Regions from separate parts of the Homo sapiens genome. Here region 1 is linked to region 2. Evidence: read pairs that join two places in POLR2A ChIA-PET (ENCODE). Cell type or tissue: MCF 10A. All regions are shown on one strand. Links, peaks and the distances in the headings refer to the core of each region. The heading gives the core; the rest is flanking DNA.

Evidence for each region. ChIA-PET counts read pairs that join two places held together with the same protein. Peaks named below come from ENCODE experiments on the same cell type or tissue, not always from the same donor. Only the 100,000 strongest peaks of a DNase experiment are listed, where the experiment ranks them.
Region 1: POLR2A ChIA-PET joins it to region 2 with 5 read pairs; 1 of 35 experiments calls an interaction of 5 or more read pairs at or near these places.

The regions. Positions count from the first base shown.
Region 1 is chr3:139,652,112-139,655,817 of GRCh38, forward strand. The region is part of intron 1 of NMNAT3 (nicotinamide nucleotide adenylyltransferase 3); the gene reads right to left. Among named protein-coding and RNA genes, the nearest start is that of NMNAT3, 24 kb to the right of the region's middle. In MCF 10A, for the core only: no CTCF peak of the experiment used is centred there; a DNase peak (open chromatin) is centred at 1,660.
Region 2 is chr3:139,598,435-139,604,269 of GRCh38, forward strand. All of the region lies in intron 4 of NMNAT3 (nicotinamide nucleotide adenylyltransferase 3), which reads right to left. Among named protein-coding and RNA genes, the nearest start is that of RBP1, 62 kb to the left of the region's middle. In MCF 10A, for the core only: no CTCF peak of the experiment used is centred there; DNase peaks (open chromatin) are centred at 2,977 and 3,337.

The sequences.
Region 1 (3,706 bases), core at 604-3,103, 52 kb after region 2:
GAAGACCATCGTGCCCTGAGTCCTACCCTCAGCCAGCCAGTGCCCAGGCCTGGCATGGCATTCCAGAAGATTCACAGCTTCACTGCCCTGCAGCAGCCCGGGGCTGTAATGTCCCCTTACATTTTGTGGGTACCCAGATGATCAACATCACTGTGTGTAAGGGGACTCAGAAGTGAGGTTAAATGGCTCCGGGTGAACAATCCAAGGAAAGATAAAGAATAAGCATTTGCACTGACTAATATTTCCAACCATTTAAGGGGCACACATATTTCAATTAGATGCTATTACTCCACCTTTGCAGATGAGGAAACTGGGACTTAGAGAACTGAACTTGTTTGCCCAAGATTGCACAGCAAGGAGGAGTGAGCTGAGATGAGATTCGACCCCACCCTGCCAGGTGTTCCAGGTGTCTCTGCTGAGCTGTGTAGCATGGCCCCTCAGGACCTGGGTATGAGCAAGAGCAGCCTATGGGGGGCAACAGCACTTCTCAGTGGGCCCAAGAGAGGCCCTTGTGAGGACTTTACTACATTGACTCCCTGGTTCCCAACAGCAATGTTTTTAAGTGAAATTGCAAAATTTTCAAAACCAAATTACATCCACTTTAATTTTGAAAGCAAAAGCAAACAGATGTCCTGCAGCCTCTTCCCCTGGGAGAGGGTATTGAGATCCAATAAACCACGCATCTTCTCTTCCTCGAGAGAAGCTGGGAATCACCACAGAACCAAATGCAGCTCTGCCTCTGTGAGAGCAAACAGTTTTGGCTGTACTTCTAGAAGTCCAGAAGCAAAAGTGACCAGAGAAAAGCAGGTATGCGCCTCACCAGTGAGAGGCACATTCACCTAAGAGAGGATTAAAAAGATTCAAAGTACAAAATGGGTTTCATGATAAGTATTTTACTCTCATTTTATTGAAATAATGGAGTTAAAATGTTAAAGGAAAGGATAGATTGGCAGCGGGGGCAGGGGTGTTGGTGGTGCCATAAGTTGCAGTTTATGGAGTCATTGCTTCATAAATGTCACTGTATTGGTGTTATTCTATCATTTTCTGTGCCTACTCCATTTTATAAAATTACTTATGTTTGGATTAAATGGCTCCTAAGAGGTCATCCTGTAAATAACATGGGACTAAGGTGTGTGTGTGTTTCTTAATTCAAATGCAAAATATCTTACACCTCTCAATGTGCCATGGAATAATGCAAAAGGTGATATTGTTAAAACCCCCATAATTTAAAAAAAAACTGTTCTATTTAAAAATAATGGAAATCAGGAGTTATAAAATGCTTATGTGAGTTGAAGCCATTATTTTCTGAGCAATCAAACAGATCATTTATCAGCAAAACCTACTCTTTCCTTTTATACTCATAGCTCATTAGTTTATATAATATTTAATAAAGTTATTTGACTATATTAGCAAATACAGCCAGCACTGACACTTTTGGAAACAAACAGCTGACTGCTAAGTGTAGTAGCCACGTGTTGGGGTCAGGAGGATGCCCGAGAGGGCTCAGTTTGTTGCCTTCAAGGTCTCTGTGCCTAGCTCTGTCCCAGCTGGGGCATAAGCCAGGTTTACGAAATTCTGGCTGAATGGATAAATGAGCTTCCCCACAGCCCCACCCTATTCCAGCCCCAGAAACTCCTCAAGCAAACCGTAGCTGCCTAGACTTTCTTCCCCTACTTCCATTCACTCACTGCTTGAGTCACAGTCAGCAACACGTTGTAACTCGAACCTGGGGCGTGGCAGCATTTCAGAGCAAGGTAGAAGGGACCAGAGACATTTTCTAGTTTAGCCTCATCATTCCGTAGATCAGCAGGTTGGAGACAAGCTATGAGATCTGGTCAAGGGCAAATAGTGCCCTCTGACCAGCGCTTCTGCTCCCCCCTCTTGTCCCTCAGTGTCCAGGAGCTAGTAGAGTACAGAGCACACACAGTCTTACACTGGGACAGCTCCCAAAACCATCATGCTCACTATGTCTTATGAATGGGATCCTTCAGGCAGGATTCGCACTTAGCTCCCCTTTACTTCCCTGTGGATAGGAGCATGAGAGGTACCTGATTAGCTGAAAAGCTAAGCATTTGGCAATTAATCTGCAGATAAAAATAAAGTCAACTTCAAACCAGGGGTCTGATTTAAATGTAAACAGTGTGTCCCTACTGATCCATGAGCCTGGAACTGACTCAGAATAAGGATGGTGATGAAAAACTAAGCCACTGGCAGACATGCCCATTCACTAGCAGGCCTGTGGGCCCACCAGGGAGAGAGAGAGCCAGACGCTGGGTTACAAAGCAAGGGCAAAAGTAAGAAAACTTGCTTTCTGAGCTCACAACTGATTCATTAATGAAACTGACCTCCTTCAGATGCCGAAAGCATTTGTGTGCCCTTCAGTACTTATAACAATATCACAAAAATAAGATGCAAAGCAGCAAACACATTGCTGTCCTGATTATGGTACAGAGGCAAAACTATTATGTTTCTAGGGCCAATTTTGCCTTTGATGTGAAAAATGGGCAGGACTAACTCATGATCCAACCTAAGCCTATCACAAAAATGAACACAGACACAGAGGACCCAAGCAGCCCAACTGGCTGTGGAATGCATTATAGGATTTATGTTATCAATGACTCTATGTCATAACTGTGCTTTTCAAAGACAAACTTTAAAATGGTTCCAAAGTCCTTGACTGCCATTAATAATCCCTTCATTCAGCAAACATCAAACAGCAGCTATGAGTCAGGCAGTATGCCAGAACAAGGGAGACAAAGACACACCACAGTCATGCTTAGATGCTCACCTGCCTGTGCTGGTGGGAGGTAGAAAGGCTAAGGACGGTCACAGCCCAGGGTGGTAAGAGCTGGCACAAATGGAAACACAGGGAGCCTAGGTGGGCAGAGGAGAGCCCTAGGCTCGGTCAGGTTAAGAGGGGGATGCTAAGAAGAAGTAACAGATGTTTTGAGTTTTGAAGGATGACTACGAGTTAGGCAGGTAAATGAGTTGGGAAGAGAAAACAGCATTTGCAAAGGCCTTGGAATGTGAGAGGCCATGGAGCATGCTGAGGCAGTAGCAGGGTCAACAGAGTGGCTAAGGTGCATGGGAGGCCTGCGCCAGCCTGCCAAGGGCCTTATGCTCTATGTTGACAAGGTCAAACTTGATCCTGACGGTGGTGGCTGGTAAGCCTCTGCGTGGTTTTATGCAAGAGAGTGATCAGTCTATAAGTGATTACCTGAGGGTCCCCTGAACAAGCTGAGCAGCTCTCAGGGATGCTTTCCTTTATTCACTGCTCCTGAGACAACAGCAACGTAAAAGCCTCATTAGCAGGCAGGTCTCCAACTAACAAGTAAGTCTGCCTTCCCTTCCATAATGCCCTCTCTTTGAGGCCACAGCTACTTTCAATTGCATTCTAATTTCAAGAAGTGATAAACATATGCTTATGTTTCCATTTACAAGGTTTTGATTATCAGCCTGGCATTGTAGCTGCAAATTACCCATTTTCTATTATAATTATTTTTACTTCTCTAGATGAAGAAGAAGCATTTCTAAATTACTAAAGTGCCCGAGCCACAGAAGGAGGGAAGTAGTAAGCACTGCTGCATCTTTTGCCAATGGCAATATAATAGCAAGAGTTTGAAAACTAAAATGTAAGCTTATGGGATGTGTTAGACCAGTCCTTCCAGATGGGCACATTTGCTCATTGTGATTATTTACCTAAAAC
Region 2 (5,835 bases), core at 2,026-4,525:
GGTTCTAAAAAACGCCCAAACTAGCCTACTCAGAAAGACCCCACAGTGTGGCCACATGCATGTGCTGTAGTCAATGTCCAACACCCAGCACCAACTGCCAGACACATGAATGAAGAGTCCCTGGATGACTGCAGGGACTCCACTCGGTCACAGTCTTCAAGACTTCTCAGCTGAGTCCCCAGGTATCATGGAGCAGGGACAAGCCACCCAGTTGTGCTCTGGTGAAATTCCTGACCCACTGAATCTATGAGCATAACAGAATGGTCAATTTACACCAGTAAGTTTGGGGTGGTTTGTTATATACTGATAACTGGAACAGGAATGGAGATTCAAAAAGTTTATGTGATTTTTCCCATGGTTATACTACCTGAAAATGGTAGGCTTGAGATTCAAACCCAGGTTTGCCCATATTTTTTTTTCTACTGCACTGTACTGATGATGGACAGTGAATTTTGGAGAGGTAGTAGCTAAGCCAGGCAGGGCTAAGAAGGGTACCACTAAGTAGCTCCACCTCCATCTATGTGTAGCCCCAAACCAGGTCACTCTAAGGTGTGATGGAAAAACTGCCCCTTCTAGAGCTGACCATCCCCCTCAGCAAGACTGGGCCTCAATAAAATGTTATTGCTGCTTAAAATGCTAGCAGCCTCACAAACCGTGAAGCAAAGACTTAATAGCATTCCAAACTGTAAAGACTTCATTATTTCCACAGAGAATGGCTTGGCACACTTATCAGCATTTTATTAAAAATTACCATACATATTTAAAACAAAACTACATGTGTCAAAACAATTGAGAAAAGCATTAGGTAATGCTCAGACGTGGCTGCTCTGTAGCACAGAATGATTACTAATTTGCCTCTTCCCTTTTGCAGACTTCAGTTCTGGGGCTTTTGCTGGGAGAAGCTTGGTGTTTCTGTGGGCACAAGCACAGTCTGGCCCCTACCACCTCATGCACACTTTTGCCCATTTTCTTCTTCCCTTGGTTGTGTTGGCTGAAGTGCACCCTGGGAAACAAAGGCCTTGAAAGACAAAAATCTAAGAGATCAGGAGCAACTGTCACAAGTGGTGTTAAGAATCAAGTAACAAAGAAGCTTGGGGTAATGTAGCATGTTAAGAAAAAACATAAAAAAGACCAGAATCTCAACTAAATGGTTATGCATGCCTTTACAAACAGACTGTTGTGATTAAACCTCGCCTCTAAGTGAAGCTTGGAAAATATGATCTGGCTGTGGCTACTGAGACTTTGAGGCCATTTTAGCACCATTGTCTTTATTTTCCTTATCAGTCTTCAAGCTTATTTAATGTTTTGCATCTTTTTTTGTTTCTCCAGAGAGCTCTTCAACTGTGTGATCCAAATGAATTTGAGAACACCTATTTACTGCTCCGCCCTGTGTCCTGCTGGCCAGAAGTGCCCATCAATTTCAAAGGCCTCTGTGTGACTGGATTGAGGAAGCCAAGAGCAGGGAGAAGAATAGATCCAGGTCTTCCCATTACTCCAAAATGGAGCCTAGCCCTCTGGCAGCACAGTCGGCCAGCTGGGACCACGGTGGCCATTACTGGAAGTGTGATCATCTGCCCTCTCTCCTCAGTGCCCTTGGAATATGTGCTCTTCTGTCTGGCTTCAATTTCTCTTACTTCTTTGTGTGTGAAGAGTCTTCCTTTCAATCAGCAAACTCTTCCTGCACACTATAAAGCCCACTTTGGTCTTCAGAATCTTTCAGTGCCTGAGCTTGTCAGTATGAGGTTTCTCTTTCTTTATTTCCAAATGTCCTGCTTTCTTTGTGTGCAACTTCTTAAGAATTTGGCAAAGTAAACAACAAAGCAGCAATATTTCATAGGGTTTAAACTTCCCTTTGGTCCTGGATAGAAAGGATTTTTTTTTTTTTTTTGAGACGGAGTTTTGCTCTTGTAGCACTGGCTAGAGTGCAATGGCGCAATCTTGGCTCACTGCAACCTCTGCCTCCTGGGTTCAAGGGATTCTCCTGCCTCAGCCTTCCGAGTAGCTGGGATTACAGGCACCCACCACCACGCTGGCTATTTTTTTTGTATTTCTCAGGAGAGACAGCATTTCACCATGTTGGTCAGGCTGGTCTCGAACTCCTGACCTCAGGTGATCCACCCACCTTGGCTTCCCAAAGTGCTGGGATTATAGGCCTGCCACCTGGATCTATTCTTCTCCCTGCTCCTGGCTTTTTCAATCCAGTCACAAAGAGGCCTTTGAAATTGATGCCTGCCACCACACCTGGCAGAAAGGATGTTTTTGTTTCTTCTTTTTCCTGTTCCTTTCTCTGCAATCATCTCTCTGAGTCTCAGACATGTGGCACTGGTTGGCTGGCAGCACCTTCTGTGTGTCTGAGCCCTTACATAGCTTCCAGAGGAAGGGGTGCTCCGTTGGGGTCCTGCCTGCTTTTGGAGCATTAGAATCTCCTTTTTTGCAAGCCTCTGTCTCCCATCATTTAACACCCAGCTGTGTCTCTCTGCCCACTGACCAGAATCTTTTCGCAGTAGGTGGGTTTTAAAAAGCACTCACCAGAACTCCCAAATGCTAGGGTCTCATGGCCCCTCAAAAACTCATTACCTTCTCTTTGGGATCCTCAGACCTGGCAGGAACCTCACATAGGAAGAAAGGCAGCCAGGGAGCAGGCAGTGAGGACAGGTTGTAATCAGGCAGTTCTGGCTGGGCATAAAGTCTGCTCCTGCTGAAGGCAAGCTGCTCAACACTGCACTGGACATCCTCCATGTGTGGAATCTAGGCAAAGCAGCTCTGTCCTCTATTAACAAATAACTGAGCCTGGGCAATCTGTTACTTCAACTGTCCTTTCAAGCCAGGCTTTGCAGTAACAGGAATTTGAGGTCCAGCATGCAGAGACAGACCTAAGTGTGAGCCTCTGCTACTTATGAGCTGTGTGACCTGGGGCAAATTACTTAACCTCTCTATACCCTATTCCCTTCACTTGTGCAATAAGAATAAATAATACCACACACTTCGGAGGCATGGCGTAAGACTCAAATGACTAATATAGGGATAGTTCAGGGGCAGATACACGGTTGGAAAGCACACTAGAAATATCAGTAGAATCTGAATTTTCCCCTACCTGCCTCCTTGTTTTCACTACAAATAACATTTCCTTTCCTGCTTTTAAGTCAAGAGGGGAACACACTGATTCTTTAGCAGACAGTTTAGCACACACTTCAAGCCAGAGAGTGTACCAGCAATGTGGATTCAGAAATAAATATGATGGGAGCCCTGCTCTCACAGGATGGGGTTGGGGGTGGGGGATAAAGTCCCAAGGGAGTTGGACAGTCTCCAGATGGGTAGTCACTGCTGGGCAGAAACACATGAGGGAAGTGTCAGGAGCCCGAAAGAAGCTCTGAACAGGTTGGAACACGTTTTCTGGAGGATGGGACATTGAAACTGAATCACCTACAATGTTGAAGGCAGATGGTAACCTAAGAAAGGTAAAGCCTTGTTAATCAAATCAATTCTTTTCACTTTAACTGTATTGGAAAGATACTTTAAAAAATCTTCATAACAACTGAAGCTCGATGATGCCTTGATTCTGCATTAACATCCTTGCCCATTTCTTGATACATTTTCAATTTACCTTCATGGTAATTTACACTCAAGGAAGCTGTCCAAGATATGCGGGGGATTCAATAAAATAGGTCATGGAGTTAAATGCTGTGGTGAAACACAGGGCTTAATTTTATGGATAAAATTTAAACTGCTTAGCTGCCTTTTTTGCATTATTCATGTTAAGACTAATGATTACTCACTAAATGGGAAGGAATCACTGTAGAAATCAGGAAGCCATTTTCTTAATTCTTTAAGCACATCTGATGGAGCTGTGGACTCTGCCCTTGAGGTTAACAGCATTGTATTAGGGAAGAGACCTGCTTGGCCCACCAGTCAACCTCCCTTGCCTGGGCTGCTCCTGAAACTGCTACAGGAACAGGAAACTTGAAACAAGATTTTTTCCTAAAATTGACATTGGGTAGAATGAACAGGATAGAAGACAATATATTAATGTCAGTTCCTTCTGGTATTTTTCAAAGTGAAGTCTGCATTGATGTCATTGACAAAAATGCAAATTCCAGATTGTAACCAAATCTGCTTACTGGCAGTGAGGTTTAGGCACTTTAATTATTCACAAGCATCCCAGGCAATTCTTATGTGCTAGTGGAGAACCACAGATTGGCATTGGCTATAGAGAGACCACTTCCTTTCAGTCATCCAAGGTTATTTTATTAACTTAGCACTGGGCTCCAACGTAAACAAGGGCTACTTTTCTATAATGATCAAATTACTAATTTTATAAGTATAGAATAAAAGGATATGGGTTTCTTAGATTGTAAATGTTTGATGTAGTTAATGCAATTTCATTTTTGAGGTTTGTTTCTAATAATACTCTTAATTTACATGTCTAATGGATTCCTTGTACACAATTCTGATCATGTAAATTTAAGATGATCTTTTCCACTTTGCAATACAAGACATTTAAAATAACCTAAAGTTGCCCATTCTCACTAAGCACCTGAAAATTAGTCCCTGTGGGGAAACTTTTTTCAAGTTTTATTTTTCTTTTTATTTCAAGTGTTGTTTATATTGTTTCTCTAACTGTTCTACCTAATGATTGATAGGCACCTACCTTCCCCAAAGAAAAAGGGTTAAGTGATCAAATATGTTTGGGAAACACGAGGGCAAACAAAGTGAAACAGACTTTTACTGCAGATTGCGGATCCTTTGAGAGCCCTTAATGTGCACAGTAATTCTCCAAGAAGGGGACAGAAGTCCCTGGGCTTCCCATGCTTGTTTAGTTTTTATGGATCCCTCTGCTGGATGAGTGTTCACAGGACCACACTTTGTGAAATACTCAGTCAGCTCTATCAGCAAATTATATCACGGGAATTGGTTACTTTCATTTGGATGCTTTGCCCATGTTACCCAGACTTAGGAAAATATTTTACAATTTGGGGTGTATATGAGATATTTGGGGGCATTTTCTCCAATATCAACTTCCTGCTTCTGAAATTCAGGTTAAAACACTGACCTAAATTACGGAAATCACAATCTCCTTCACCATCACCAACAGTGCCACCATCATCAAATCATGATCAGCATCGACCAACACGATGATTCCCACTACCACTATCACATTAATAGCACCACTACCATCCTACCGTGCCCAGCGAGACAACTGCCATCACGGTCACTATGACCAACACCATATTACCACCGCTGCCACTAATATGCCTCATTGCTATGCCAATAATCACTAACAGCATTACCACCACACTCCAACTAACCAATGCTGCTGCCATCATTACTGCCATGATCTGTACTACCACCACTGCCACTAGTGCAAACATCACCACTACTGCTGTTAAAGCAGCCACCACCACTGCACCCACTGTCGCCACTGTCCTTTCCACATCCAGATGAAGAAAGAAGAAGAGATAGAAAGCATAGTTTCATTATTCTAGGTCATATTCAAAGGTTGGTCACTAGATATAATTGCACATATGTTCCCCTAGTTACTATGGCATCCCAATAGCCATCAAGTGGAACCAGACATGGTATCATAGCAGAATCCTGAGGTCTAAGGTCTAGTTTAAATAAGACTTCTGATCCAAGGTAGGGGTCCCTCAATTACCTCTATGACAGGAGGCAAAGATGTCACACACGACTGCATGTCAGCTAAACTCATTGGAAGATTCATTTCTGCCTTCATAAATGTAGACACTGGGCTTCAGCTAGTTGTAAGGGAGCAGCCCCTGGTGCAAGCCACGTAGCAACTAGAGGGGCTTTAAAATCAGCACAAAATTAAGTTTTATT